Regions from separate parts of the Homo sapiens genome. Here regions 1, 2, 3, 5 and 6 are each linked to region 4. The links are chromatin loops, found by intact Hi-C in ENCODE. Cell type or tissue: endothelial cell of umbilical vein. All regions are shown on one strand.

Evidence for each region. Peaks named below come from ENCODE experiments on the same cell type or tissue, not always from the same donor. Only the 100,000 strongest peaks of a DNase experiment are listed, where the experiment ranks them.
Region 1: it touches region 4 in a loop (2.3-fold over the local background); 2 of 110 quality-filtered maps call a loop at or near these places.
Region 2: a loop joins it to region 4, with 6 times the contacts of the local background. A loop is called at or near these places in 14 of 110 quality-filtered maps.
Region 3: a loop joins it to region 4, with 2.6 times the contacts of the local background. A loop is called at or near these places in 3 of 110 quality-filtered maps.
Region 5: it touches region 4 in a loop (4-fold over the local background); 15 of 110 quality-filtered maps call a loop at or near these places.
Region 6: a loop joins it to region 4, with 13 times the contacts of the local background. A loop is called at or near these places in 2 of 110 quality-filtered maps.

What each region holds. Positions count from the first base shown.
Region 1 is chr22:27,296,853-27,301,852 of GRCh38, reverse strand. No RefSeq gene overlaps it. Among named protein-coding and RNA genes, the nearest start is that of LINC02554, 11 kb to the left of the region's middle. RefSeq lists an enhancer at 4,933-5,000. In endothelial cell of umbilical vein, no CTCF peak of the experiment used is centred here; DNase peaks (open chromatin) are centred at 2,532 and 3,842; H3K4me3 peaks cover 1,389 bases; H3K27ac peaks cover 1,953 bases.
Region 2 is chr22:27,210,557-27,215,556 of GRCh38, reverse strand. No RefSeq gene overlaps it. Among named protein-coding and RNA genes, the nearest start is that of LINC01638, 12 kb to the left of the region's middle. In endothelial cell of umbilical vein, no CTCF peak of the experiment used is centred here; a DNase peak (open chromatin) is centred at 2,796; H3K27ac peaks cover 1,193 bases.
Region 3 is chr22:26,754,454-26,759,453 of GRCh38, reverse strand. All of the region lies in intron 2 of MIATNB (MIAT neighbor), which reads right to left. Among named protein-coding and RNA genes, the nearest start is that of MIATNB, 84 kb to the right of the region's middle. In endothelial cell of umbilical vein, a CTCF peak has its summit at 2,654 (motif pointing left); a DNase peak (open chromatin) is centred at 2,463; H3K4me3 peaks cover 315 bases.
Region 4 is chr22:27,112,958-27,117,957 of GRCh38, reverse strand. No RefSeq gene overlaps it. Among named protein-coding and RNA genes, the nearest start is that of LINC01638, 110 kb to the left of the region's middle. In endothelial cell of umbilical vein, no CTCF peak of the experiment used is centred here; DNase peaks (open chromatin) are centred at 1,887 and 4,597; H3K27ac peaks cover 4,023 bases.
Region 5 is chr22:27,200,765-27,205,764 of GRCh38, reverse strand. No RefSeq gene overlaps it. Among named protein-coding and RNA genes, the nearest start is that of LINC01638, 21 kb to the left of the region's middle. In endothelial cell of umbilical vein, no CTCF peak of the experiment used is centred here; a DNase peak (open chromatin) is centred at 2,884; H3K27ac peaks cover 756 bases.
Region 6 is chr22:27,418,935-27,423,934 of GRCh38, reverse strand. No RefSeq gene overlaps it. Among named protein-coding and RNA genes, the nearest start is that of LINC02554, 110 kb to the right of the region's middle. In endothelial cell of umbilical vein, no CTCF peak of the experiment used is centred here; DNase peaks (open chromatin) are centred at 3,054 and 4,284; H3K27ac peaks cover 2,926 bases.

The sequences.
Region 1 (5,000 bases), 180 kb before region 4:
GATCATGCCATCACACTCCAGCCTGACGACCTGGGTGACCGAGGGAGACCCTATCTCAGAAAAAAAAAAGAAAAGAAAAAGAAAAAAGAACATGAGTCATTGGATTTAGGGCCCACCCTAATCCAGCGCAACCTGATCTTAATTTAATTACACCTTCCAAGACCCTGTTTTCAAATAAAATCACATGATGAATTTCCAAGTTGATGTGACTTCAGGGGGCGGGAGGGCACTATTTCACTCACTACAGTAGGGATAATTTTTTTTTTTTTTTTGAGATGGAGTCTTGCTCTGTCGCCCAGGCTGGAATGCAGTGGCGTGATCTCGGCCCACTGCAAGCTCCGCCTCCCGGGTTCACGCCATTCTCCTGCCTCAGCCTCCCGAGTAGCTGAGACTACAGGCACCTGCCACCACGCCCGGCTAATTTTTTTGTATTTTTTAGTAGAGACGGGGTTTCACCTTGTTAGCCAGGATGGTCTCGATCTCCTGACCTCGTGATCCACCCGCCTCAGACTCCCAAAGTGCTGGGATTACAGGCGTGAGCCTCCGCGCCCAGCCCAGTAGGGATAATTTTTTAGGGTAAGTCAGCCAGCCCTGGATTTTATCTGCTGGGGCTAACGTCCCAAAGATCATAATAGTGGCTATAATATATGTAGAAAGCACCTAACTCTGTGCTAGGCCCTGTCCCAAGCATTTCTATATGTTACCTTGCTTCATCTTCAAAATAACCTCATTAGTTGGCACATTAATCCCATTTTGCAGATGAGAAAACTGAGGGCCAGAGAGTGATATGCCCAAGGTCACTGAGCATGTAAAGGTTTCCCAGTAGCGATCAGCACTGACCATAGGCCCTGACATTCATATCTTACTGTCTGGAGCCAGGCTAGGGCAGGCAGGGCTGTCACTTGTCCCCACAGCCCACGGAGCCAGATGCCATCTTGATGAAGGGAACAAGAATGGATGCCATGGGTGCAGAGCCATGGGGAGGGGGCATTGCCACCCGGTGGGCGCCCAGCCGCCCTCCCAGGCATAGCTCCTGTCGCTGCTGCCTGGGCCTGGCGCAGGCAGCCCGCAAGTAAACAGTGTCTGAAACCTATTCTCATTAGGCTAATTTACGAATAAATTACCATATTCAATGGCCTTATTTTTACTGCTCGTTAACAGGCCCGTGATAGGATGATAATTACGGGATTTTAAGTGGCTAATGGCAGCTGGGGCGTCAAAAGCAGTTTTTACGAATCTGTTTATGGCAGCGAAGGTGACAGGAGGGGAGGGACATTGAAATGTTGAAATCACACTTTGAGAAAAAAAAGCTTTAATTGTTGAGTATTTATTAGAGAGGAGGGAAGGCTGTAATTTAAAAAATGAAACTCTGAAAAACAAAGGAAATTAATTCGTCTTCCCCCCTGTGCTGTGACCTTCAGGGAGGGGGCGAGGGGTGGGCAGGATCCCAGGAGAAGGGTGCCAAGTTCAGGCATGAGTCTGGGAGGGTCCTTCCTGGTTTCTGCTGCCCCTGCAGGGAAGGCATCCCGGGGCCTGCGATCTTGGCTCAGAGGCCCCTCTGGGATCCAGGGAGGGATCCCTGAGAGAGGTAAGAGCCCAGCAACCCGAACGCAATGACAGTGTGGGCATTTGATTCATTCTTTGATCCTGATAATCGGGATCAGATCTCATCCATTCCAGCTCCCCTGCTAATATTTTACATGCATTATTTCATCCAACTCTTGCAAAAATGTGGAGAGCTAGTAATTATTCCTAACATATACTGAGTGCTCATATATGCTTTCTGGGTATTAATTCACTTAAACAGATACCCTCGTGGGATTGGTCACTATTGTTATCCCCAGTTACCAAGGAGAAAACTTGAGGCACAGAGAGGTTAAGTAAGCTGCACACAGTCACACAGCGAGGGCCCGGACCAGCATCCGTCTGGCCCTGCTTCTTTTATCACCTCCCTCTCAGTGAATCCCTGGCTAGCTGGTGGGGTGGGCTTAGGGCCCCAGGCGACAGAGGAGAAAGCACAAAGCCCAAAGAGGTTAAACCGTGTACCTGGAATCACAGAGGCTGAGTTCAAAGGTCAGCCTCTCTGAGTCCAGACCCGCCGCTGACTTGCCTTGAAATGGGACTCATGAGAGTGGAGGTGAGGAGAGGGCATCTTGGAAAAGGACGCCGGACATTTTGGTGGGGTGATTTCGGGGCCATTGCCCCGCCCTGTGAGCTCTGTGGGTGCCTCTCCTGGGTCCGGCCTTCTCTTCCCCACCTGCCTGGCCTCCTCCCTGCCGTCCTCGGCTCCTCATCTCCCGGCCACTGGGCCGATCCATCTCGCTCCTCCGCTTTAGTATGCAGCCCTCGGAAAACAAACACGCAGCAGCCTGACAGTGGGAATAAATATCGTGGCGATGTTGATTAGCATTTGATCCCAGCTGGGTCTCTGGGAGCTGAAGTACTGGAATGTCTTGGCAGTTTTTTAATGCTGAATAATTTGATTAGATCAGTGACTGAGCCTGCTGCTCCTGGTGAGATAAACCCTCCCCACATTACAGGGGAGAGAGGGGGTGGACCGAGGGCGCGCATCTGAGCCCCCAGACTTCCTGCTCCTCCACCAGCCCTCCCGGCAGCGTCGTCTGCGCGGCCTCCCCCTCCCCAGCTCGGCCCCCTTCCTCTCTTCGTCTCTCTTCCCTGCACCCTCATCTCTCTCTTTCTTTCTCTTTCCTCTTCCTTCCTCCTCCGCTATTTTTCCTCTTTTCCTTCTCTCCTGGGGATATTTGTCTCTCTCATTTCTTTTTCTCCATCTTTTCGTCATTTCTGCCTGCATGTTTCATCTTTTTTATTTCCTCCCTTCTTCTTCTCTTTCTCCTTCTAAATTCTCAATTCTCTGTTTTCCGTTCACCCCTTCCTCCTTCCTTTTCTCCCTTCCTCTCCATCTTCCTCCTTGCCTCTCCCTCCTTTCGCCTCTCTCTCCCATTCTCCATTTCTCTCCCCTCTCCCAATCTCTCTCTGTCTCTTCTTCTCTCTCCCCACTCTCCTCCTTTCTCTCTTTTCCTATCCCTCTTCCTCCTGCCCCCTCCCTCTTCCCCTCTCCTTCATCTCTCCTCACTCTTCCCCTCCTCACTCCCATACCCACCTCCTCCTTTCATGAAGCCTTAAATACATCATTTAATCAGCTCCACAATTTTCAATTTCACACAGTTGTCAGCTCAAATGTCTGACGAGGTGGTGAAGACCCCACAGATTGTGGGCAGAGGTCACAGGGCCACCAGGCTTCCCTGCTTCCTCAGACCAGACCATCTCTCAGCCCCGGCCCCCTCCCGCACCACCCACCCTTCTGCAGCCAGCCGAGGAGGGATTTCGGAGGGTTCTGCTTTTCCCGTGGCAACTGTCAATCAGTCATGTAGATGTTTCTCTTGTCATCGGTGTGAAATTGCCAGAGTGGCCTCATTATCTGCTTACTCCAAATTTGGAGGCAATATTTCTGTTTGAAGGATAATAATCTCCATTTAAAACAAAAATAACATCTTCTCAGGTAGAGGAGAAGAAGAGGAAAGGAAAGAAGACAGTTTGGAACAACCCAAGAAAAACATGAATTATCTGGGCTTTTTGATCCATACACACACACACACACACACACACACACACACACACACACACGCAAAGTCTTTACTGCCCTAACCTAACACAGAGCCCACATTTCCTGAAAACTGTTTAAATTTTTTCCAGCTGGGGTGGGAGTGGGCTGAGAGGAAGAGGAAGGTCCATGTGACTTTAACAGATCTATCCTTTCTTAGATTCCTGTCCCCTTAATCATAACTGAACATTACTAAAGCCATTGCTACTATAACAAAAAAAGTAATCAGATCAAATGGACAGGAAGGAGTGGTGAAGGCTTAGGTTCTTATGCAGATTCAATTAGCAGCACTTCCCCAAGGCTGGGTGTGGGGGTGTGTGTAGGAACCCCATTAATGGTGGGGAATGCTGTCTGTTCTCGCCAGGGGCATTGCAAAGCCAGCTGACCTCCCGCTCTGTCCACCCCTGTCATCTTATCACCGCAGAGTCAGACTCCAGCTTTATTTATTTTTCTCAAATGGATGCAGAAATGGCTGGGGGAGGCACTTCCCAATAATTGAGCGCTGGCTTTGTCGGGAAAAGCCACACTCAGGGCTCCAAGTGTCCTCCAAGCTGCCATGTGTGGGTAGAATCTGGCTGAGCTGACTGTGTGTTGGGGGTGGGGGGTGGCAGGGGGAAGCATTGAAATCAATCCTGGTTTTGTCAATTGTGCGACCTTAAATAAACCTGAGCCTCTCAGAGCCTAGATCTCCTCATCTGCAAAACAGGGGCAGTAAGAAAACCTACCCCACCCTCATGGGGGCCGTAGTAAGGGTAAAATGTGACGAAGCTTCTGACCCCCTTTATGCCCCTCCCACCGTGTCCTGATTATATAATGATTGTGGCTCTGGTCATTTACTGACCACACAGAGACCTGTGCCCATCTTACTGCGGCATGAGCTTGCTTCCAGCTCTTCCTGTCTCTGAGCCTCAGTTTTCCCATCAGCAAAATGGGGCTGTTCTTACCTCCTGGCAGGGTGCTGGCGACTCCTGAATCAAATGTGCATAGCGCCTCTCACTCCTGACTCCTCACCTCCATCCCCTTCTCCGACTTTTGCCTACAAGCATTGAAGCCTTTCCTTGGGATAGCCTGTGCTGATTTAGCTTCCCCACTAGCTTTCCTGCTAAAAATAAAGCCGGCCTCACATCTGCAAGCTGCAGTGTGGTCTCTGAAAACAGTGTTATTGAAACTTGAATGTCTGGTCCTGGTGCCCGGCATAATGCTAGGCACATAGTGGGAGACCCAATGAATGAATGGATAGATGGGTGGATGGATGGATGGATGGATGGATGAGTGGATGAAAGTTACTGGGCAGGCTGAGTGTGTAATGCTTGCTGTGTGAATGAATGAATGAATGAATGAGAACTCTGCTATCTGCAAGCCAGTGTTTCCTCTCGTT
Region 2 (5,000 bases), 98 kb before region 4:
GTACAGTCTCTGGGACTCAGTTTCCTTATCTGTAAAATGGGGACACAAGTAGTACATTCTTCCCTGGATTGATCTAAAAATTGAATGGCATCAAGGCTTTAGAGAAACTAATTGAGTCCATAAATATTCCATCAACTCTAGGGGGTTTGATAACTCACAGGAGGCTCTTGGAGGCAGAAAATATATGAGCTTTCAATGGTGGAAGCCCAGCTGTTGCATAGGTCAGATGTAAGAGACCAGTCGAATCTGGTTGCAGAATTCCATGCCCTCTTTAGCAACCTCCTTAAGGAGCCTCCTCCTCCCAAGATTGCTTAGAGGAAATTACAAGTCACTGCCCAGAGCGTGGTAGCAGACATCTTCCGCAGGGTCACGCTGTCACCACATAGCGTGATGGTTCTGTGCTAAGCACTTTACATACTTTATCCTACAGGGTCTTAACTACAACCCCTGAGTGAGATCTCTTAGCTTTGCCATTTTATGGGTGAGCAAGTAGAGGTCAGAGAGGCAAGATCCTTTGTTCAAATTACAACAGCTGGCAAGCAATGGAGGCCAGGATGGAGCTCAGGAGCCCAACGGTCCATCCACCATCACCTGAGCTAAGAAATGTGAATTTTTTTCCTACAAATACCCGAGGAAGGTACCGAAGACAGCTTCGTTGCCCTGGGCAGATGGTCACCGCTTGGCCCTGCCTGGTCACAGCTAGTCAGCTAGACTGGATGCTTCTTTGTTTTTCTACAGGACATTCATGTCTCAAGGGACACCAAATCTAGAGACTCCACACTCCACAAAACCTCCAGCCTAGTCCCCCAAATTCAACCACAGCCTCGTTCAAAATAGCCTGTCTCTGGAACACACTGTCCAGCTGCTCCAGACCTTGCAATATTCAGGAAGTCATCTATACCTTAAATAATAATAATAATAGAAAAGTAATAAAGAATGAAATCAAGTGACTTTACCCTGGATACCAGGCCACGTTAGCTCATGGCCCGGTTTTCTGGGTCAGGGACAGGGGTTGTGTGTGATACTCTTATGCAAGGCATTTGGCGGCAGAGAAACTCTAGTTCCTAAAGATTATTATTTTAACTAACCCAGTGTTGACGTGTCCAAAGGCAGCGGGAGGCTCTGAAGGGTTTTCCAAGAAAGCGTGTGTTTCTTGGGGTTATTTTTTCAGACTCAAGTTCAGGGAGGGGGCTGTTTTGCTCAACTCATGTTTCTGGAAAAACAGGCACTTGGAAAGAGTTGGCCAAGGCAGGCAGGATGTGGAATGGAGAGCTGTGGGCCTGCGGGGAGGGGACGGAGGAGGCAGCCGGGAGAAGGGCCGGCACCCTTTGCTCAGTCTCTTCTTGAGCTGGACCTTGGGAGCCTGGCCATCCCCGACCAAAGGAAGAGGCTGCTAGAAGATGAAAGCTGATTGCAGTCTCTGTGGCCTCACTCTTGAGAAATATGCTTCAATCACTTGGCCTTTCCCTGGAGCAGGGATGACGACAGAGGAGAGGTGGACAGACACCATCTTGGTTGGCTTTTAGGCCAACCAAGCCAAGGGTTGCTTCTCATGGAGTGCTGTCTAGATATCGCTGACTCATTGTGTGCCTCGGTTTCCCCTCTGGGCTCAAGAGCTTTGAGCATGCTTTGTGTAACCCAGTCCCTGCTTGTCCCTGCAGGTTCATTCCACGTCACTCTCTTCTTCACGGGCTGGGGTCCAACCCCACTCACCATCCCTCGGACCCCAGAAGGCCCACGGTCCTGCCAGCCTTGAGGCCTTCCCTTCTGCCTGGAACCCTTCTCTTTGCTCCTAACCTACCTCTGTCGTCTTCCTGGCACCACTTGAATATCACCTCCTCGGGAAGCCTTCCCTGATCTCCCAAACTGAGCCAGGGCCTCCCTTGTTCTAGCATTCTGTATTTCCTTGGAGCACATTTCATAATTTAATTCTATAATTCCTTTTCCAGTGTCTACCTCTCTCACTGACTCTGAGGCCCATGAGGAGAGAAACCACGTCCTTCTCATTTACTGTGGTTTCCTTGGCTTCTCGCCTGACATACAAAAGGTGCTCAGTGAGCGAATGGAAACACCTCCCAAGCAGGGCTCACAGCCGTGGGTGTCCCAACCCAAGTGCAAAGGCAGAGCTCAGATTTGTCCTGCTGGACCCCAGGACACCAGGCAGGTACCAGACAGGTGATGGACAGATGGAGATGAGTTCTTCTACACCTTCTTAAGATTATGCAGAAAGCCACACTCTAGGGATAAATATATCCCACCCACCTTCATTATATGGTGATCACCAGTCAAAAGAGGTCATGTGCCTCAAAAGAAAGGTCTTTATTTGGTCTGTGAAGACCAGTCATTCCATCCCAAGGACTCCCTTCTTCCTCAAGGTTCCTTTATTCCCTCGTGTTCCCTGGCTTCCTTTCAGAATCCAATGGGGACAGAGACTTCGACAGACTCCCCACAGGGTCTCATGAGGAGACTCCTGTGTGTTCTCACTTCTCCCCTGCTCCTGGAGCCATTGCTCCCCTGAGACCCACAACTCTTTCAAGCTCAGAGGTGAGTCATCCATGCATCACGTGTCTTGGTGAATGTCAAGTGTCTCCTGCTTTAGAGCCTTGAGCCCTGGACTTTGTTTTATGGGGTTTGGCTGTCTGGGGCCGCCGACGATTTCATCCATCAACTCAGGATCGCTCCAACACTAATGCTGAATTTATAGAAGTGGTTAAACAAAGTGTTGACAATAGGGACCGCGTGTTTCTGATTAACACTGCAATTCCAAGGGAAGCTGCCAAGTGTGGGGAAGTCAGTAAAACACAGCAGCGATTTCCCAGGCTCAGTGAGTTGGGGATTTGACATCACGGGATTAACAGATGTTGCGCAAGGAACTTGCAAAGCATTGGGAGGCATTGCTCGACAGAACAGCACAGGCTTATATACAAACCGGAGTTGTTCCTTCCTGTCTTTCTTCCTTTTGCTTTTTTTTTTTTTTTCCTGAGAGATTAAATCTGAATCCTCTTTCAGCCTTAAGAGTTTCCATCAGGAATTGCTGTCAGCTTCAGCAATGCTCCCAGAATCCTGTCCTTACTCCTTTCTGAGAGTGAACAGTAACACTGGCTAACATTTATCAAAAACTTACTGGGGTACCAGATACTTCTACAAATCATCTCCTGTCATCTGCACGGGGAAGCAGGGACTGTGATGATCTACACTTTAAAGCTAATGTTTTAGTCTGAAACGGTCGAAGACTCACAAGAAGTTGCAAAATCAGGACAAAGGGTTCTCAGGTTCCCTTCCCCCAGCATCCTCCGATGATAATATCCTATATGACCATAGTACATTGTCAAAGCCAGGAAATCAGCTTTGGTCCAATGCCACACATCTTATGCAGCTTGTATCCAGTGTGTACATGCATTTAGAAAAATAGTCCTATGATATTTTAGCACATGTTTAGGTTAGAGCAACCACCACCGCATGAGAATACAGAATTTTTCTCTCCCCTCGATAAAATTCCCTTGGGTTACCCTATCATAAACTTACGCTTTCTTCCGCCCTAAGCTCTGGAAGTCATTGAGCTGTTCCCCATCACTATAAGTTAGTCACTTTAAGAATGTCATATAAATGGAACTATACAGTATACAGCCTCTGAGGTTGACTTTTTTCACTCAGCACAATGCCCTTGAGATCCGTCCATGTGGCTAGAGGTATCAACGATTCATTTCTTCTTGCTGCTGGTCAGTATTCCTTTGTATAGATGTACCGTGCTTTATCTATCCACCTGTCGAAGGACATCTGGTGGTTTTCAGTTTGTGACTATTGTGGATAAAGTGCTACGAACATGCATGTAAAGGTTTTTCTGTGATGATCTGCACCCAGCAGATGAGGAGATGGAGGCAAGAGAGGGGAAGTGACTTGCCCAAGCTCTCATAGCCAGCACTTGTAATGAAGATTTGAACCCAGGTAGTCACTCCAGAGGCTTCATGCTTAACCACCTCCAAGACTGAAAATCTTGTAGGTAAGAATAATCAACCCTAAAAGATTAGTTAACACACCAGAAAGATGTGCTGTGTTTATCAGTGGATCCATTTTCTCACAAGAGTACGCCACATGCCCCTTGCAAAGACAGTTTAAGCATCAAAATCTGGAGTCAAAGTCTGGCCCTCGGCTTGGTATGTAGGGATCTTCCCAATCCAGCCTCTACTGGTCTTCAGTTCTCACCTCTTGCCATCCTTCTCTGGCTGAGCAGAATGCTGTTTGCTATTTCCCCTCAAACAGCCCCTGAGATTCCAGCCTCCTTGATTCTGCTCACACCATCCGTTTGCCCAAAATACCCCTCTCTCTATGTCCACAAACTCTCTTCTGTTAGTAGGTGCCTCTGTGGAAAGACTGGTCCATCCTCATCCCACTCCTCTGGAAGGTCTTGGCTCCCATGAATATTTATCTATTTCCATAAACACAAATATATCCATTAAGCAAAGCTTCTCAAGGGCCGAGGATGTGGAAGGCACTGAGCTGAAGCTTGGGAAGCAGAAATAAATAATCTATAGTCTGTGAGCTCAACTGTCAAGTTCCTCAGTCTGCAGACATAGAAAGACATACCGCATGGAGAGATGAATGGAGGGCAATGGAGGGGGAAAAGTGCTAGGCTTGGAAGGTTGGAGCCCCAGATTCAAGTCCCGGATGGCTCCTATCTGGTGGCGGAACCTCCCTGGACTTGTTTCCCACCCTCTGCTCTGTCTTTCTTACAGAGGGGCTATGAACAGGCATGGAGTTAATTCATGATGCAAACATACTTTCTCCCTGGGCTGGGCATCTGCAGTGAGGAGCTGGCCTCCTTCACTCGCCTGGGACAACCAGACCCAAGATCCCAGAGTCATCAAAAGCCAGTGCCATTGCAGCTGGCTGCATGGGAATCCGGGTGCTTCTTTGTCTGCAGGATGCATATCAGAGGACAGCGTCGGGTTGGAACAAGGGGAGTGAGAGAACAGAGGGCCCACAGGGAGGGACTGACCTTA
Region 3 (5,000 bases), 360 kb after region 4:
CCTGTCTGAGCCTCAGTTGCATCACCAGTACCAAGGAAGGTGATAACACCTCCTTTCCAGGTGCCTTTTCCTAGCTGGGATCTTCACTCATCTCTGAACCCCCTCACAGAATCCACGTCAGATAAAGTGGCTGTGGGAGCCAGGAGAGACCCAGCAGAGACGATGGGTCCACCTGAGCCACTGCCTCCCTCTGCCTGAAAGCCCAGTGATCCCTTCTGCTTCACTCTGAGGCCCTTGCAGTTTTCAGCAGGACAAAGAAAAACTGTGCTTTGAGTTAAGACACTTGAAAAAAAGTTCATTTGCACAGGGAGTCTCAGGGACTCCTAGCCATGCATCCCAATACCTGCATCCCAAGGGTAGGAACACAGCTGTAAGTTCTGGGTTCAGAGCCTCACACCATGCTGGGGAGAGCGGAGAGCCGGGGCCTCTTCTCAGGGACCTCACAGGCCTTTGTCATCACAGCTGTGTTTATCAAGCATCTTCCATGTGTTCGGACCCCCTCGTTTAATCTCACAGCCACCTCAAGGGTACGTGCGATTATCTCCATTGTACAGATGAAAAAACTGAGTCTCAGTGGCAGTGAACCAAGGAAAGCAATAGCCCAACCAGGATTGGAACCCAGATTGTTTATTCCAGGGTCATTGTTCTTCCCCACAGCTCCATGCCCGACCAGCCTGAGACAACCACCAAGTCCTGACCAGCTCCTTCCACAATCCCTATGGGGGAGCAAATACCTGTCACTTCAGTGGAGTAAAAAGAGGACCAATTTTAGAGTCCCACAGAGCTTAGTTCTGAAAGACAATACCAGAAACACAAGCACCAAAAGAGAAACACGGGTGTGTTGGACTTCCACCAAAACTTAAAACTTTTGTGCTGCAAACAAAACCATATAGTAAAAAGACCCTCCATAGAACGGGAGAAAATATTCCCGATTCTTATATCAGATAACTGATTTGTATCCAGAATATATAAAGAATGCTTACAATTCAACAATCAAAAGACAACCCAACTTTTTTTTCTTCAGACGGAATCTCACTCTGTCGCCCAGGCTGGAGTGCAATGGCGCAATCCTGGCTTACTGCAACCTCCACCTCCAGGGCTCACGTGATTCTCCTGCCTCAGCCTCCCGAGTAGCTAGGATTACAGGCATGTCCCACCGTTCCCAGCTAATTTTTGTATTTTTAGTAGAGATGGGGTTTCACCGTGTTGCCTAGGCTGGTCTTGAACTCCTGACCTCAGGTGATCCGCCCACCTTGGCCTCCCAAAGTGCTGGGATTACAGGTGTGAGCCACCGCACCTGGCCAATCAACCCATTTTTTAAAAAATGAGCAAAGGATATGAATAAGTATTTCTCTCCAAAGAAGATATACGAATGGCCAGTAAGCAAATGAAAAGATGTCTGACATCCTTGGTCATCAGGGAAGTGCAACTCAAAACCACGATGAGATACACTTCCTACCCCCTAGGGTGGCTAGAATCAAAAAGGCAGATAGTAGCAAGTGTTGACAAGGATGCAGAGAAACCCAAATCCTCATACACTGCTGGTGGGAATGTAAAATGGTATAGCCACTCTGAAAACAGTCTGGCAGATATTTGAGCAGTTAAATATCATGTTACCATACGATCTGGCAGTTTCACTGCAAGGAAATTGAAAATATCTATCCGCATAAAACCTTTTCACAGCATTATTCATAGTAGCCAAAAAGTGGAAACAATGAGCAAATGAATCAATAAAATGTGGTATATCCATACAATGGAATATTATTCTGCAATAAAAAGGAATGAAGTACTAATGCACATTGCAACATGGGTGAACCTTGAAATTATACTAAGTGAAATAGGCCAGGCACAGAAGGCCACATGTTACATGATTTCGTTTGTATGAAATGTCGAGAATCTACACAGATAGAGAGTAGATTAATGATTGACAAGGGCTGGAGGGATTGCTAACAGATAGAAGATTTCTTTGGGAGAATTTACTAAAATGCTGTAAAATTGAATTGTGGTGATGGTTGCAGAACTATGTGAACATACAAAAAAAAATTGAAATGTATACTTTACATGTGTGAATTCTATGGTATGAGAAGTCTAGTCTCAACAAAGCTGTAAGAAAAAAAAATTCCAACTCTATCAAACCCCAGAGCTGTGTGTTCTTAGAATAAAGGTTTCCCAGCTTCAAGTCTCAGTTTCCTCCTCTGCAGGATGGGCTAATAAGCCACATCACCTTGCATGAAAATCAAGGAGACAGCACAGCTGGGGCCCAGCACGTAGTAGGCCTCACTCCGCACGAGGTTCCTTCCGCAGAGGGGAAGGGAATGGGGGTTGCCCAAGTAGGGCGCACGGCCAAGGCCATGGCTGGTCCTGGACGGCCAGACGGACTGGACGGAGGAGGAGGCTCACCGCCCATGACATAATGTAGATGGATGGCTCGGGCCATCCGTCAGGCTGGGAGCGGGTGGCCGGGGAGGAGGCCGTGAGGGAGCCCATTACCGTACACGTGTTAACAGCGCATCCTTTGTACAGACAGCCGCGCGGGCGCGGGCCAGGGCCGCTCCCCACATTGTCTGGGCGCCGCGGCCGCGCGGTGATGAATGGGCCGCGCGCGCCCGGCCGCCCCCGCCGCCGTCAGGATACCACGGGCAGAGGGCGACACCTCGTGGCTGTTTACAGAACTGCGGGCTACCAGGCGGGCACAGAGGGCGCAGGTGGGCCCCCCGCGACTTGCCTTTAGTGGGAAGCTCAAGATACTCTGTGTATAACACTTAGCACAGAGCCTGGTGCGTCGTAGGCCCTCAAGAAATCCAGATCATAATTACAACCACCTTTATTTTCAAGGAAAAAAAAAAAACAGGCTAAATGAGGTTCAGAAACGGGGTGAGGGCCAGGCGCGGTGGCTCGCGCCTTGTAATCTCAACAATTTGGGAGGCCAAGGCGGACGAATCACACCTGAGGTCAGGAGTTCGAGACCAGCCTGGCCAGCATGGTGAAATCTCATCTCTATTAAAATACAAAAATTAGCCGGGCTTGGTGGCGGGCGCCTGCAATCCCAGCTACTTGGGAGGCTGAGGCAGGAGAATCGCTTGAACCCGGGAGGCGGAGGTTCCAGTGAGCCGAGATTATGCCACTGCACTCTAGCCTGGGCGACACAGCCAGACTTCATCTTAAAGAAAAAAAGAAAGAAAGAAAAGAAACGAAAGGAAATGGGGTGAGGTTACCAAAAACTGGGTAGCAAATAATTTTTTAGTATATCAAAGATCTCTAGGGGATAGATTTATCTTTTTTAAAAAAAATCACTCATTATTCATCTGAAATTCACTTTTAACTGGGAATGCTGTGTTTTTGCGCTTGTGTTTGCAAACCTGGCGACCCGATAACTGGGTGCCTTTGGACACAGCATTCCACCTCTCTGCTTCTGTAAAATAAGAGAAGCAAGACTCTATCCCTACACGTTTACAACAATAACTACAGGACTGTTGTGCAGATTAAGTGAGAGGATACAGGTAGTGAATATAAAGCCGGTCAGGGTTAAAGTTGCCATGTCCCTGATCACACCTATTTGCAGAGTTTAGGAAAGAAAAGGAGTCCAATAGCCACTAAGTTTAATGTGACTCCAGGCCTTTGTATGCTCTGTGTCCTGCTCCTGGATGACCCTCCCCTCTCTAATGACTCCTGAAGGTTCTCTCTGACGCTCTTCTTCCCAAATCGTAATCCCAACACACATTTCCTTGGAGCTCTCATCTATTTCATCTCAGACCCCTGCCTCTACCTGTCTTCTACCTGCAGGGAGAGGCAGCGTATTACTCCTTACCTGGCCTGCCTGGCACATACGAGACATTCAACTAACATTTGTGGAATGGGTGAATGTAGACATGGCTCAAGGCTCAGAGAAGAATACCTTATATCATGTGGCGTGGCAATGCCAGAAGGTAAGACCATGAGGGTGGGCTCTGCCCTGTTCCCCTGCTATAGCCCCAGCATCTAGTAGGCACCTAACAAAATTGGTTTACTTTAATGCAAACTGCTAACCTGACTGAGCTCTGTGTCTAATGCGCTGTGCCAAACATTTAATTATTTAAAACTTTTTATTTCCATAGGTTATTGGGGAACAGGTGGTGTTTGGTAACATGAGTAAGTTCTTTAGTGGTGAGCTGTGAGATTTTGATGCACCCATCACCCAAGCAGTATACACTGCACCCAATTTGTAGTCTTTTTTTTTTTTTTTTTTGAGACAGAGTCTCACTGTCGCCAGGCTGGAGTGCAGTGGCACCATCTCGGCTCACTACAACATCCGCGTCCCGGGTTCAAGTGATTCTCCTGCCTCAGCCTCCCAAGTACCTGGGACTGCAGGTGTGCACCACCACCCCCAGCTAATTTTTGTATGTTTAGTAGAGACGGGGTTTCACCATCTTAGCCAGATGGTCTCAATCTCTTGACCTCGTGATCCACCTGCCTCGGCCTCCCAAAGTGCTGGGATTACAGGCATGAGCCACTGCACCCGGCCCAATTTGTAGTCTTTTATCCCTCACCTCCCTCCCACCCTTTCCCGCTGAGTCTCCAAACTCCACGGTGTCATCCTTATGCTTCTGCATCCTCATAGCTTAGCTCCCACTTATGAGTGAGAACATACGACGTCATGCCAAATACTTTAAATATTTTCTCAACTATTAACTTTTCACAATGATGCAGGGAAGTGGTTACTATTATTGTGCCCACTGTACAGATAAGGAAGCTAAGGCACAGCAAGCTGGAGCCTTTGCCCAAGATGATGTAGATGTATGTGGAGGAATCGCACCTGAACCACAGCAGCTGGATCCGGTGCCCACCCTGAAGTTACTCAAGGACTTCAGAGACAGACCTTGACATGAACACGGTTTCCAACCTTCTCCAGTGAATGACCTCAGCAAATCTCTTCTCTCTGAGTTCCAATTCCCTCCATTCCTAAAGTGGAGAGAATGAAATTTCCAACCACACAAGATGGTGGTAAAGAACAGAAACTGTTC
Region 4 (5,000 bases):
TATCTCCTGGTGCTTTTAATGAGAATTTTCCTAATGCTCAATAATGCTGAGTATCTTTTCATGTCCTTATTGGCCATTTGTACATTTGCTTTGGGGAAATGCCTATTCAAATCCTTTTCTTATGTTTGAATTGGGTTATTTTTGTCTTTTGGTTACTGAGTCTTAAGCATTCTTTATATATTCTAGATACAAATTCCTTATTAGATGTATGATTTGCAAATATTTTCTTCCATTCTGTGGGTTATCTTTTCACTTTCTTTATGATCTTATTTATAGCACAAATGTTTCTAATGTTGATCAAATCTAATTTGTATTTTTTTTTGTCTTTTGTGCTTTTGGTATCATATCTAAGAAACAATTGCCTAACCCAAAGTTATGAACAGTTACTCCTAAATTTTCTTCTAGGAGTTTTATAATTTTAGCTCTTATGTTTAGCTCTATGATCCATTTTGAGTTTTGTTCTTTCTCATATGGATATTCATTTGTCTCTACCACTATTTGTTGAAAGACTATTTTTCCCCCATTAAAGAATCTTGGCATCCTTGTCAGAAATCAGTTACCCAGAGAGGTCTGGTTTATTTCTAGACCCTCAATTTGATTCCACTGATTTATATGTCCGTCCTTATGCCAGCACCATGATATCCATACCCATTCTTGAGTGAGGTCAAATTTTCCCTCCAAATATTACTTATATGCTTGTGTCGATCTCTCAGATTAGACCATAAGTGCTCAAGATGAGTGGTATAGGGCATTCTCTTAGCTGTAAATTATCCAACTTTTTTTATTCTGTGTGATTCTGGGTAGTGTACTTAGCCTCTCTGAGCCTGTGTTTCTCAGAGTTTTATTAGTAAAAAGAATAGTCTCTTCTTCTTCCTTCTCTCCTGTATTAGTCTGTTCTCACACTGCTAATAAATACATACCTGAGACTGGGTAATTTATAAAAGAAAGAGCTCATAGTTCCATATGGCTGGGGAGGCCTCACAATCATGGTGGAAGGTGAAGGAGGAGCAAAGTCACGTCTTACATGGCAGCAGGCAAGAGAGCATGTGCAGGGGAATTTCTCTTCAAAAAACCATCAGATCTCATGAGACTTATTCACTACTATGAGAAAGGCATGGGAAAGACCCATCCCCATGATTCAATTACCTCCCACAACATGTGGGAATTATGGGAGCTATAATTCAAGATGAGATTTATGTGGGGACACAGCCAAACCATATAACTTCCCATCCTTCCTCCTTTCCTACCTTTGAAGATAGAGACTGCCTCATTTACCACTGTACCAGGACAGTGCAGACATAGAGTAAATGCCAGTTGTATGTTAGCTGAATGGATAAGTTGCCCATCTTGCTGAGCAACAAGGAGGACATGGTTTCTGATGTGCCCACACTGCTGTTTCTAAATAAACAATGACTTGGCAGCAACTGAGAAATCAGGTTTACTGTTCATGTCCCTCTTGTTTGCAAGGCATTTAACCATTCTCCCACATGCCTCAGTCTTGGCTGGAGGCTCAGAGCTTCCTGCCTCCTTCCCAGACGGGGGTAGGGGGGTGCCTAGTATATGGAGCAGAAGTTCCCAAACTTTCCCAGTACATGGCACCCTTAGTGTTCAGGAATTATTTCAGCAAAATAAATCCTTAATGGTTCTGCCAGTCCTGCTTATTGGGTCTTCAAGTGCAAACAACGTAATAAGCATTTACATCCTAACAACTTAGCAGCCATTTGAAAAAAATAATACACACAAGTTAATCAAAAAATAATATTGTAAGCACAATCACTTCCTATTGAAATGTGTGCACCGGTTGGGCACTGCATGGCTTCTGAAACCTTGAAATCAGATCGGACTTTGTCACCCTCATTTCCTGTTCCACATTGACTTTGGCATAGTTCTTGCTTTTTATCACAGCAGCCACCAAAAACCCAGGGTCACGAAGATACGACATCATCAAAAGGAATGTTGGGTGATCTAATGCTGGAATTGTGAATGACCTCAAGCTAGTCATTCTCATGGCATTTAACAGATGTCCAATATCGCTGTGTTTACCTTGACAATTTATAATACCTTGCAATGTTCCTGTGAGTCTGCCCAGGCACCCCAGGGTGCCTTGACACACAGTTTGGGAATTGCAATTCAAGAGGAAAGAGCATATGAATTGGCTCTTAGGATCTTCCATTGGATTCTAGCTCTGTAAGTGATTCCTCAGGTGAACTTGGTCCAGTCACTTCCAACCTCTAGGCCTCAGTTTCCCTCCTGCTCTGCAAAACTGGGCCTCTGCCTGCTCCAATATCTTATCATCATCTTCACCATCATCATCTCCCTCATGAGTACAGCCTTTGATAATGAGCGCTTAGTATGTGTCAGACACTGGACTCCACAACTGCTCTGGGCAAGTCATCATTATTGGCCCCACTGTACAGAGGAGAAAACTAAGGTTCCAAAGGGCTCAGTAACCTATGCATCAAAGGCAGAAAGTAGAAAGTTATGCTTTGTCTCTCCGCTAGCTGCCTCTGGAACTCTGGGGATCCAAAACCTCAGTGTGTAGAAAATACTTTCCCCTAACTGAAAGAAGAGCAATCAAGGTGACCTTGCGGCTGAAAGACAAATTGCGTGTTATATATTGACACTCCAGGAGCGCAAACCTGTCCATCAATAGCCTAAGTCCCGGTTGCTGATACCTGTGCTCTCAACTAAAGATCTCAGAGACCTGAGCCTATGAGTGAACAGAAAAATTAAACTCTGTTCAGAACAGAGTTGTTAATAACTGGGTACTAGTATAGGGGTTCATTTTGTGTTTATTTACAAAGACTAAACTTTTTGTTGTTTTCCTTTTATTTTGTTACATTGAAACTCCTTCATATGGTTTACACGACCTGCCCCTTCCACCTTCATCTTTCATCAGAGTCATCAGAGTCTACTCTCACCATACCCGCCCTCCCACTTTTTTTTTTTTTGAGATGGAGTCTTGCTCTGTCGCCCAGGCTGGAGTGCAGTGGCGCAATCTTGGCTCACTGCAGCCTCTGTCCCCCAGGTTCAAGCAATTCTCCTGTTTCAGCCTCCTGGGTAGCTGGGACTACAGGCGCATGCCACCACTTTTGTATTTTTAGTGGAAATGGGGTTTCGCCATGTTGATCAGGCTGGTCTTGAACTCCTGACCTCAGGTGATCCACCCGCCTCGGCCTCCCAAAGTGCTGGGATTACAGGTGTGAGCCACAGCACCCAGCCCCACTTTTTTTTTTTTTTTTTTTTTTTTTGAGACGGAGTCTCGCTCTGTCACCCAGGCTGGAGTGCAGTGGCGCAATCTCGGCTCACTGCAAGTTCTGCCTCCCAGGTTCACGCCATTCTCCTGCCTCAGCCTCCCAAGTAGCTGGGACTACAGGTGCCCGCCACCACGTCTGGCTAATTTTTTTGGTTTTTTTTAGTAGAGACGGGGTTTCACTATGTTAACCAGGATGGTCTCTATCTCCTGACCTCGTGATCTGCCCACCTCGGCTTCCCAAGTGCTGGGATTACAGGCGTGAGCCACTGCACCCGGCCCCCAGCTCCACTTTTTAATGAAGCCAGAGGGACTGATTATGCGCACCTGCCCTGTGCCAGGCACCGATCTAGGCCCAGTGTATGGGGCAAGGAGCAAACAAGATGCAGTGCCTACCCTCTGGGAGTTTGTAGTCTAAGTGAGAGAGAGGGGGACAGAGTGAGAGGGAGGCTTAGCACACAATCTCACAAATAACTGCAGCATTCTAGTTGTGATTCTAGTTGTCTAATTGTGATTCTCATTGTCATAAAGGAGAAACTCAGGTGCTCTGCGGCCCAATCTGTGAAGATTCCCACAGATTCTGCCTTTGCCTTACCACACTGAGTTGTAGTTATCTTTTCCATTAGGCAATTACATGTTAGTCCTGATTGTCATTGTACCCCTAACACAGGGCCTGGCACATAATAGGTGCTCAATGTGAACATGCCTCAAGTAAGTAGACACTCAGTGTAGAGACAAAACAAAGCAGAAAAAGAAAAACAATTGCAATTTCCCTCTCTGTCTCTCTTTCTCTCTCTGTCTCTCTTTCTCTCTCTCTCTTTCCCTCCCTCCCTCACACACACTCACACACATGACTGTGAGACATCACTTTCCTACATTTATCATTTGTACTTGCCTGTTTTGTTTCTCTTTTGAAGAACTATTTCATGCCATACTTCCTATTGTGATACCTTTCATGCAGCCTTCTGTCCTAGGCATTCCCCCATAGAATATGTTTAATCTTGTGTGCCAGTTCCCAACCACTGATAGCACCTGCCTGGAGTGCTTGACTGAAAAAGATGCAAGAGGAAGTCAGGCTGTGATTGATTCGTGATGTCTGCCTAGAGCAGGGAAGTAGGGCATTTCAGGATGGGAATCTGCTTTTGTGGACTAGACTAAGAGCTTCACTGTCAGAACCCTGTGCAGTTGCAGCCACTGGGAGGCTGGAGCGAGAGATGGAAACTCCTTCTCTGATGGTTTGGCACAAAATCCTGCTACATCAGCTGGTGACAAGTGGCATAATCAATGCCTCCCTCTCTCAGGAAGTCTGCGTGTGAGATGCACACTGAGACGTGGTCACCACAGCTATTGCAACATCCCAGTGGGATGAGTCACTGATTCAGTCCCCTGAAAACACATAGCACATTCTAGACTTGGAAGAGCTGGGGCAGAGAGAGAAACAACAGCTTCTTTGTCTGGTTCTCTCAGAAGCCAACTCTGAGGCAAGGATTCCTAGGAAAGACTATCTTAAGAGTGAGAGGTGGAATTTTATTATCTATGGTGAGTAAGTAGAGTTTTGTCCTGCTGGGAGCCTCCAGAAGGCAGTGTGACCCACCTTGGTGTTCTCTCACCTGAGAGTCCAGGGGCTAGGGTGTTTACCCACCTCACCGTCCTCTTGGTTGAGGACTGCTTTCAGGGGCAATAACACTGCTGCTTCCAACCTGCCCTCTGCACAGAAGAGTAGGCTCCCAAGGCCAGAACAACATCT
Region 5 (5,000 bases), 88 kb before region 4:
ACACTATAGAAACAGCCTCTCATGAAGGTGTTTCGTAGTTTCTGCTTTCTGGCCTCACTCTGGGCCAGGAAACGCTGAGAAGACAAATGCTGCTGGGGCTTGTCTTGGGTGGGAACGTTTTTTAAAATGCAAGAAAGCATTTCTTTTATTCCCCACTCTCACTTGAAGCCAAACCCTAGACTTCCCAGCTTGAGATCTTCTCACCTGCTAATGAGAATTCCTGATTCTCCTGCTTAGCTCCAACATGACGGGGTGCAGGGAGGAGTTCTGGCCACGAGTCCAGCATTTCTTAAACTCAAATAATGTAGGGTCCATTTTAAGGAACAAAAATGAAGAGGCTCCTAATAGTTACTTAAATCAGTTGATTTTAAATTTATACCAGTGTAAATCAACATATTAACCTCTTATATCTTATTTTTGTAGAAAACCCCCTCACCTTCTAAACATAACTACATAAACATACAATTTAAATTATCAACGTTAATTTAATATGATGGAGAATGAATGCTGTTTGTTTGAGTCTAAACCACACATGCCAGGCTTAATATAGAAAGATTGACATTCTAGATCCACTTCTATATGTATAGTCTGCATCAGTTAGAAATGGCAACTAATAAAAGAGACCCAGAAGACCACAGTTTAAGTGAATTGAGGTTTTATTTTTCTCTTGTGTCAGAGTAATCAGGAAATATCCGGACTCTTCTGCGCTAAGAGCCTTAGCACGAGGCCAGCAAGTTCAAGGTGCCTGATGGTCACAATATGGCTTCTGTGGCTCCAGCTATTGCATCTGTACTCCCTGCAAGAAGAAAATAGAAGGAGGGAATCATGCCCCCCAAGTACACCCATCTCTTTTGAAAAGTCTGCTCATAAATCCCACCTAACAACCTTTGCTTGTGCCGCATTGGCAACTCTATATCTAAGGGAGACAGAGAATAAAATATTTTAGCTCAGCGTATTAGCACCTCAGATAAAATAAGGGGCCTGTCGCTATGGAGAAAGGGAAGAATGGACTTGGGATAGGAGAGTACCAGTGGCTGCCACACTCTATTTTTGTTTTCTAACTTGTATAATTCCAAGCAAAGAATGCCTTTTGAAATGGGGTATTGGTCAAAACGGTATGTGGAATGGGAAACTTTAGCCTGTTAGCTCTGGATAATCAGACCTCAGTTAAATCAGATTTCACTTAATCTACTGAACTTAACGAGGCATCACATGAGTACACAAGAAGGTAGTCTGCTTTGCATAAGCCAGATTTTTGAAATCACCATTAAATGAGCATCTATTACAATTACTGAAGGCATCAGAAAGAGAGAAAGGTTTTCACTGCATATTGCCTGCCTCCCTCATTGCCAGTGAGTGATTGCCCATTGGCCTGTGAAGGGCTGGAGTCTAGTGTCCACTCACGTGTGAGTCTGGCACTGATGCAGTGGGCTGGACCTTGCGGAGGCCACTGTGCTTTCATCTGCTACGTGATGAGGCAGCTCTTCCATCACATACTACTCTTAGAACACCAGCAGAATCTTCATTGGAACCACGCTGTGAGATCCTTTGGATTTTACTCAATAATCTCACAACTGCGAAAGCAAATATCAACTCAGGCACTGAAGTCACATGGAAGCCCTTTGTTCTAAGATGATCTCCCAGGTTAGAAGGCAATTAGAACCCTTTTCCGGGTTATGGTAGAAATGAGAAAACCAAAGCAAGTAGACAAGTGAATACATTGGGGTGTGTTCGTGGGTCCAAGTTTGAGACATGATGGCTTCTGCCACCAGGTAGATGGTTTTCAAAGGGCATCTATGTCCATGAGTCTGTGTGATTCCCTTACAGGAGCCCTGGAAGCAGATGGAAGGGTTATTTCAATTGAGAGGTGAAGGACTTGTCCGTCAGAGAGGACAAGCTACCTGGTGAAGGTCCCACAATTTATGAAGGTCTGAGCTGAGAGTCACCCTTGCTCTGTCCTGGAGCTGTGTAGGGCTGGGCTCTGAAGCCTTCTGCAATATTGCAGCTGAGGCCCCCAAAGTGGCGCCACCATTCCTGTGGCCCCCAGAAGCAGAGGAGACACCCTAGGCTCCTAAGACCCAAAAGCATCTTAGAGAAGATCTAGATCCAACTACCCATTACACAGATGTGGGAAGTGAGCCACTGGTGGGTGAGAAGCCAGTGAGTCAGTAAGACAGCAACAAAGATGGGGGCTGTTTCCAAAGGCCAAGTCCATGGCAGAAACCCAGCAGTTTCAGGGCACGCAGGGCCACAGCAAAATCCTATTCAAGGATTTGCTGCTGCAATGAAAATGCTTATTATTGCCGTCACTACTACTAGCAGTTCATGCCTAGTAGAGTCAGCTCTCAATAACTATCTCTGGCTCCTCCTCACTCTTGTTATTCAGCAGACTTATTAGCACAGTGCCTGGCCCTATTATTATTATTATTATTGTTCACCAGCTACTCTGGCTCCAAGAAGTGCTCCAAAAATAAATTGATTGAATGAATGAATGAGTGATTCTAGCAGAGTTCCCAGAGCGCCTACTCTGCCCCGCTTGGCCCGGCCGCCTCCCCACACCAGATCACTGTCTGCCTCCTTGTGATATGAAGCTGCCTTTCCCATCACCAGCACGAACTGGACTCCTAATCCACTGTTCTTTGGTTTAAGAGTCATTACAAAGTGCTTAATTAAGTAAGCCTCGCTTAATCACCAAATGTTTGCATGCGAAACAAGTTCCCGGGAAGCAGGGCACTTGACATGTTCTGCACAGAAATAATTACGCCGAGGAGGGGGAGGGCCGCGGGCTGGGACTGGGAGCCTCCACATTTCATTTGAGGGCCTCACCCATTCATCACCGAAGGGGAATTAAAAGGCTTTAGCTGGAGCAATTCGAGAACTCCCACATTCCTGCTGGATGAATCACGGGAGTGGGGCCGCTGTCTGGGTTTCCAAAGGCGCAGAGCAAGGGGAGAGGTGGGAATTCGAGAGGCGAGTTGGGGGCTGGTGGGGCCCCGGGGAGGGGTGCTCTCGGGGACACAGGGGAGCTCTGCCTCCCCACAGCCCATGTGATAACAATCCCTCCCTGGCTCAGTCTTTGGCCTGCGTGTTCCAAGTGCTGCCTTAGATAGTTTCAATTGCCCTCTCTCTCTTATTTCAGGAGGAGGTTTGCAAATTGTATATGAATTTGCAGAATACATTGGTGGTGGCGGCGGTGGTGGTGGTGGTGGTTAGTGGAGTGTGTGTGTGTGTGTGTGTGTGTGTGTGTGTGTGTTTGTAGGCTATCATTTAATTTCTTCCTAATCCTGTACTTCCCACAGAGCACTGGATTAGTTGGTACAAGAATGAACTTACCTTTCTTATCTCAATGGCTTTTTGTCTATATTCATATGTATTAGAAAAAAAAAACATACAGAATCAGCACCTCATTCTCTGATTTCAAGGGTATTATCAAATCAAAGTTGGTATAAAGGAAAAAAAATAAATCTTCCAAGGTAGAACAAGGATGTGAACTAAATCAGGAAGGAGGGCCACACTGAGGTTTGGGACACTGTCCCTTAGCACTTCACGTTTCCCACGGTACTTGTCCCAGCAGGACCTCATGTCTCTGGATTGTCAAAGGCTCTTATCATGCCCATTTTGCAGATTAAGAAACAGAGGTCCAGGAAACACAACATAGCCCCTCACTTCTTCTCTGGGATGGTGGTGGCTGCACTGTACTGTCAGAAAAAATTATAAAAGATGTTGATATGGGCCAAAAAATCTATAAAGATTGCTGAATGTTCTGTCTAGCATAACTCTCCAGGATATCTATGCCTTTCATCATCTTTGAGCTATTTCCTAACTCTCGAAGCTTAAGAAAAAAACCAATAGTAATACAAATGCTTGGTGCCATAGAAATGCAAATGAATTGTGTCCAGTGGAATGCAATTGATTATTATCCTCAAGTTATTGACCGATTTCGTATCTACTTGTAAATGAATGCCAGCATTTGTGTTTGCCTGCATGTCTATGTGTGGTGCTTAAATTCTCCTTTGAACCAGTTGTGCCATTTTCCTTGTTCTGTCATTAATTAATGCTTTAAATAAAATCTCTGATGGGTGTTCATTCTGTAATTGCACGAGAGTCGTGATTTTGCCTTTATTTAAAAATGATCCTTTAATGGTACCCACCCAATAAGGAAAGGTCGAATTCAACAATGTGAGATGGGAGAGTAGAGGGACTGGGTTTGGATGATATTTTGAATGGAAATTGTTGGTCGGTATGTGCGCGTTTCTGTTTTCTGCCGGGTTGCATCTTTTTTTCTCTCCCCATCTCATTCAAGCAGGTTGCCAGCTCTACCGTCACCATTCGGGGGTGGGTACAAGCCATGCAGAGAATTGACAAAGATCCCTGGCTTTCTGATATTTTAAAACTAAGACCCTGGCTATGGCACCACCCTGGGGGTACAGGTGGGGACTGAGCTTTCTCAATATCTGCCTTATATTATGTTTTCCTCTAGCCCAACGGAATGGGGGCTGGAGAAAGAAATTACATTGATTTACAGAAAATAAACAGCTGTGATTTCTTGCAGACTCCTGAGCTGGGGGGCAGGGTTCAAGCCTGCCACAGGACTGGTCATGATAGCCTGAATTTGTGTCTCGTTTAAGCCTCATCTGACCAGAGGCTTTATTTATTTATTTATTTATTTATTGTTTTTTGAGATGGAGTCTCACTCTGTCACCCAGGCTGGAGTGTAGCGGTGCGACCTTGACTCACTGCAACCTCCGCCTCCCGGGTTCAAACAATTCTCCTGCCTCAGCCTCCCGAGTAGCTGGGATTACAGGCACCAGGCTACTTTTTTATTTTTAGTAGAGATGGGGTTTCACCATGTTGACCAGGCTGGTCTCGAACTGCTGACCTCAGGTGATCTGCCCTCCTTGGCCTCCTAAAGTGTTGGGATTGCAGGCGTGAGCCACCGCATCTGGCTCACGAGGGCTTTTACAATGGAGAGAAGCACGGATCCGAGAGAGTAGATAATT
Region 6 (5,000 bases), 310 kb before region 4:
TCATTAATTATGCATCACACAGCATTAATCCCCATAATATGCATGTGTGCATGCTGTGGAACAAGGCTGCTGGTCCTGTCGTGGGGAGGATATGTGTGTGTGTGTGTGTGTGTGTGTGTGTGAGCAGGGGCACCTCACATGGCAGCAGCCCATGAGCATTGGGCCAGAATGAGTGCTGCGTTTGCATTGGTCATGGAAGCTGGGACTGGACTGGATTCTTCATTTAAATCTGGAGTTGAAAATGGTGGATGGCAGGCCTGATCCAACTTGCAGATGTGTTTTGTTTGGCCTGAACAAAATGACTCTTTAAAAAAAATGGCTATAATATATATAGTCTGGGCATGCCAGTTTGCCACAGTCCCCACCACTCCTTATTGCCTCCTATACCATCTACTTTCAAAGTTTCCTGCCTGGCCCCTATGTGCATTTGAATAGGCAACCTATAGATCACCTTCACCTTTTTTTCTTCACTTCTTTTTTTTTTTTTTTTTATTGGCCCCTAAGTAACTCTTTCAGACATTTTTCCCTACTCACTCCCTGCCCCCACCAATGAAATTTTAATAGCACAGATATATTGGATATCTGTTTATGCACTGTATGTATGTCTGTAAGACTTTGTGCCCTCCAAGGGGAAAACTTCACCCCTGTGGAGAATCCAGGCTCTAGGTTATAAAGTCTCTGCCTGTCTCTGATGGTTCTCATGATGCAGTAGGGATGGAAAGTGGGTTGGCAATGAGATGAGCTGATCTTTGTAATCATTTCTCTCTTATATTCCCTGGATGAGCACTCCATTTTGGCCTTGCTGCTCTCCTTACTTCCCCCTAAATGACCTCTAGGCAGTCCAGACTCATTTTGTCATGCTGTTCTCCCCCTGACACCCAACTCATCCAAATCCTCAAGATCCAGGCATCCCGTCCTCTAGAATCTTTCTGGCCAATTAAAATACTGGTCCATGGGTATTGAAATGTCAGAGGGGAAAGCTCTTAGGGAGTAACAATTTCTAAACTTACACTTTGCAGATGAGCAGACAGAAGCCCAGAGATGGCAAGAAACTTATCCAAGCTGCACAGCAAGTCAGGAAGAGGTAAAAAACCATGACCAGATTTTAAGGCCAATACTTTCCATCCACACTACTTACTCCCTAAGGCAGATTTATTTACCTTTGCATCACCTGGGCCTAGCTAGCACAGAGGTGATGCTTGTGGAGTGTCATAATGCACATTGACACCTTAAAGCATTAAAGGCTTTGACAAGTCTTGCAAGAAAACAAACCATTTTAGTTTTGTGTAATACAGCTTTGTTTGAACTTGTGCTTGACTCTGGAACCTGTTTGTGACTGTAAACCCTGCTATGTGCCAGGTACTTGGGCTAAGACTATTTCTAGTTTTACAACATCTCCCAGCTGGAAATGACCCAAACCACATCAACAGTAAAACAGATTTTAAAACTCTGGTATGTTCACACAAAAGAATATTATACAGCAGTGAAAATGAATAGACTATAGCTCTGTGCAATAACATGGAGAAATCTCACTGTATAATATTGGAAAGAAGAAACCAGACACAAAATAATAATAATATGATTACTATGACTATTCCCTTTACATAAAACCCCAAAACAGACAAGGCTAAACTATGTTGTTTTTAGGTCTGAAGAAAACGCAAGGAAATCATGACCACAAAAGTCAGGATAGTCATGAAATATTGTGGGGAGGGAGGGAGTAGAATCGAAGAGAGTCAAGAAAGTGCTTCTGGCTGGGCGCGGTGGCTCACGCCTGTAATCCCAGCACTTTGGGAGGCTGAGGCAGGCAGATCACTTGAGGTCAGGAGTTTGAGACCAGCCTGACCAACATGGTGAAACCACTTCCCTACTAAAAATACAAAAATTAGCTGGGCATGGTGGTGGACGCCTGTAATCTCAGCTACTTGGGAGGCTGAGGCAGGAGAATTGCTTGAACCTGGGAGCTGGAGTTTGCAGTGAGCAGAGATCGTGCCACTACACTCCAGCCTGGGCAAGAGAGCGAGACCCCGCCTCAAAAAAAAAAAAAAAAGAAAAAAGAAAAAGAAAAAAGAGAAAGTGCTTTAGGTTGTTTCTTGCGCTGGCTGGTGGTTACATGGGTATTTGCTTGATAGTGAATCATTCAATTATGCAAAGTCATATTTTCTGCATTTTGCTGTAGTTTTTAAATGTTTTATAATTGAGAGAATAATAAAGGTTGTGCTATCCTTAGCTCAGAGAATGGACTCTGAGGGCAGGAGTGGAGGTGGGAGGGTTTGAGAGGAGGCTGCTGCAGTCACCACTGCACCGATGGTGGCCTGGACTGCAGTGGGGACCACTGGGATGGAGGGACCAGAGGGATTCACGAGGGACTTAGCAGATAATTTGGCAACCCCCAGTGTGTTCACCAATGTGTTTGAGCTCCTGGCTTTGAACCACTGGCTCCAGGACTTCCTGTTCATAGTCCCTGACATTCAGAACCAGGAGGCCAAATGGGCCTCATTGGGGTGCCCCCAGGACAGAGAATGTGAAGAGCTTCGGAGAATGCCATGGAAAGGCGGCCAGGAAAAGAGATGGGGAAGTTGAGTGCAAAGAGAGAGCGGTGAAGAGGCGGTCCTTTAGAGCTGTCAGCATGGGGCCCCAGGCGCTCCGCGTGCCATAAGCAGCTTCTTTGGATTGTTTTTTGGCCAACACGCACAGGTCGGGTGGTGAGCTGGCCAGGACGACCCGTGCAGATGTGGTTGCAGCTGGAGGGGGGAGGCGTGCAGTGATCAACGAATAGATGAAAACCCAGTCCCCAGGTAGCCCCTCTCCGGCTCCCCAGAGCGTGTTTTCTTGCGTCTTCTTTCCCACCTCCCGGGGGTGGCCGTGGTGTTTTCTGTCTGGCTGGCGATGCCTGGCCGTGCTCGGGAACACAGTCCCCTTCAGAAGTGCCCCCCGAGTCTACCGAGCCATCCAAGCCCTGACAAACTCTTGAGGGAAGCGGGCGTCGCAGGCCCAGCTGTGTAAATGTTTTTGGTTTTCCTGCTGAGGCTAGGGGTTGAGTCCATGCCAAGACAAGCCTCGCTTGAGTTTTCTTTGGCAAGGCGGCCCGGCTCAGGAATGTCAGGCAAACTTTCCAAGTGGGATGGCCTGTTGGTGGGACCTGGGGCTGAAAGCTGAGCCTGGGGTGTACTTTGCCATCATCTAATTACCACATCCCCAATTAGAGTCAAGAAGCTGTGCCCAGGCTGGTCAGATGGGAGCCATTTTCTCGGTGTGCCCTCCCCTTTCCTGGAGGGATCAGGGCTATTTAGGGGGCTTTCTGTGGGCTTCCCCAGTGGGCATGGGTGGGAAAGTGGCATTCAGCATCCTCAGAATGATGGAGCTTTGAAGGGGATGTGCCGACTCCATTCTGGGCCCAGGCTGTGAAATTGGGAGAAGTGGCCACACCATCACTGTGAGGTGTGTGTTTTTCTTCTTCTTGTTTAACTCCATTTGGCTAACTGTGACTTGGAGCTTTCTTGGTGGATCTCATGGAAGAGAAAATCTAGAGCAGGGCTTCCAGATGGAAAATACTCCAGTGGTAGGCAAACTACGTAAATGAATGGAGCTGGCCAAGAGTGAGGCAACAGGGAGCGGCGGGGACTGGGGCAGAATGGGAGCTCATACCCTTTCTAAAGGGGCGGGTGCCTGTAATTTCAGCACTTTGGGAGGCTAAGGCAGGAGGATCACTTGAGTCCAAGAGTTCAAGACCAGCTTGGGCAACATAGTGAAACCCATCTCTACTAAAAATACAAATATTAGCCGGGTGTGGTGTCACACGACAGTAATCCCAGCTACTCTGGAAGCTGAGGCAGGAGAATTGCTTGAACCCAGGAGGTGGAAGTTGCAGTGAGCCAAGATTATGCCACTGCACTCCAGCCTGGGTAACAGAGTGAGACTCTGTCTCAAAAAATAATAAATAAATAACTAAATAAATAAATAAGGGAGTGGGTTCTTCTCAGCTCTAGCAAAGCCCAGCTGCTCTGGGTGAATATAATTCTCATGTGGTCCAAACATCTGAAATTCCAAGAGAGACCCCAAAGTGTATTTTACGCGAAATCTCCCCATCTCTAAATATTGGCAACTAATTAGATTTTTTTAAAAAAATCAATGAAGTGCTGTATTAGCCAAACAAAATACATCTGGGAGCTGGACAAGGTCTCCAGATCACCAATGTGTGACCTCTGGTCTCTGAATTCCTGACCCATAACTGCAAGCCGAGTGGACAGATGGAGACAATGACATCATCCACAACAATAGCAATAACAAAAACCTTTTGTTTCTACTCTGGGCCACCCTAGGTGTCATGCAAGCATTTTGTATGCGGAGCTTCATTGAAATCTCACATCAACCTGATAGGAAGATATCATCACGCCTACTTTATCGACAGGAAAACTAAAATCTCCAAGAAGGGAAGTGACTTGACCAAGGGAACCGATTGGTAAGTGGCAGTGCAAGAATTTGAGCCCGGGTCTGTCTGAATCCCAGCACTGGGCCAGAGTAAAGAGACTCGCCTTGTTCATTGATTCATTCATTCATATATTCAGCAAACATTTATTGAGCTTTTACTGTGTGCCAGCCACTATGCTAAGTTTGCAAGGGTTAAATGAAGGAATACATGTAAAGTGCATGGAGCAGGTAAGAACTGCTTGGTTTCCTAGCTCATATTATTATTATTATTATTACCAACATGGATCAATTTACAGCAGGGTGTGTCCTGCCCAGGCATAGAGGTGGGGTGGGCAAGAAGCTGTAAAATATGAGTAATGTGTAGCTTCTTCTTTTGAAGATGCCCAGCCTCATGGGTCTGAGTTAGAAGCTTCCATATAGGCCCTGGAATTGATCCCACCATTTCTAATCTATGGAATGGGCCACAGTTTGCCCCCAATCAGAGTGATGGGGCAAAGAAGCTTAGTAGCTTGTGCTGGCAAAGCTCTAGACAGTAAGCTCTGGGAGGAGGCCTTGACTTTCTTGGTGGC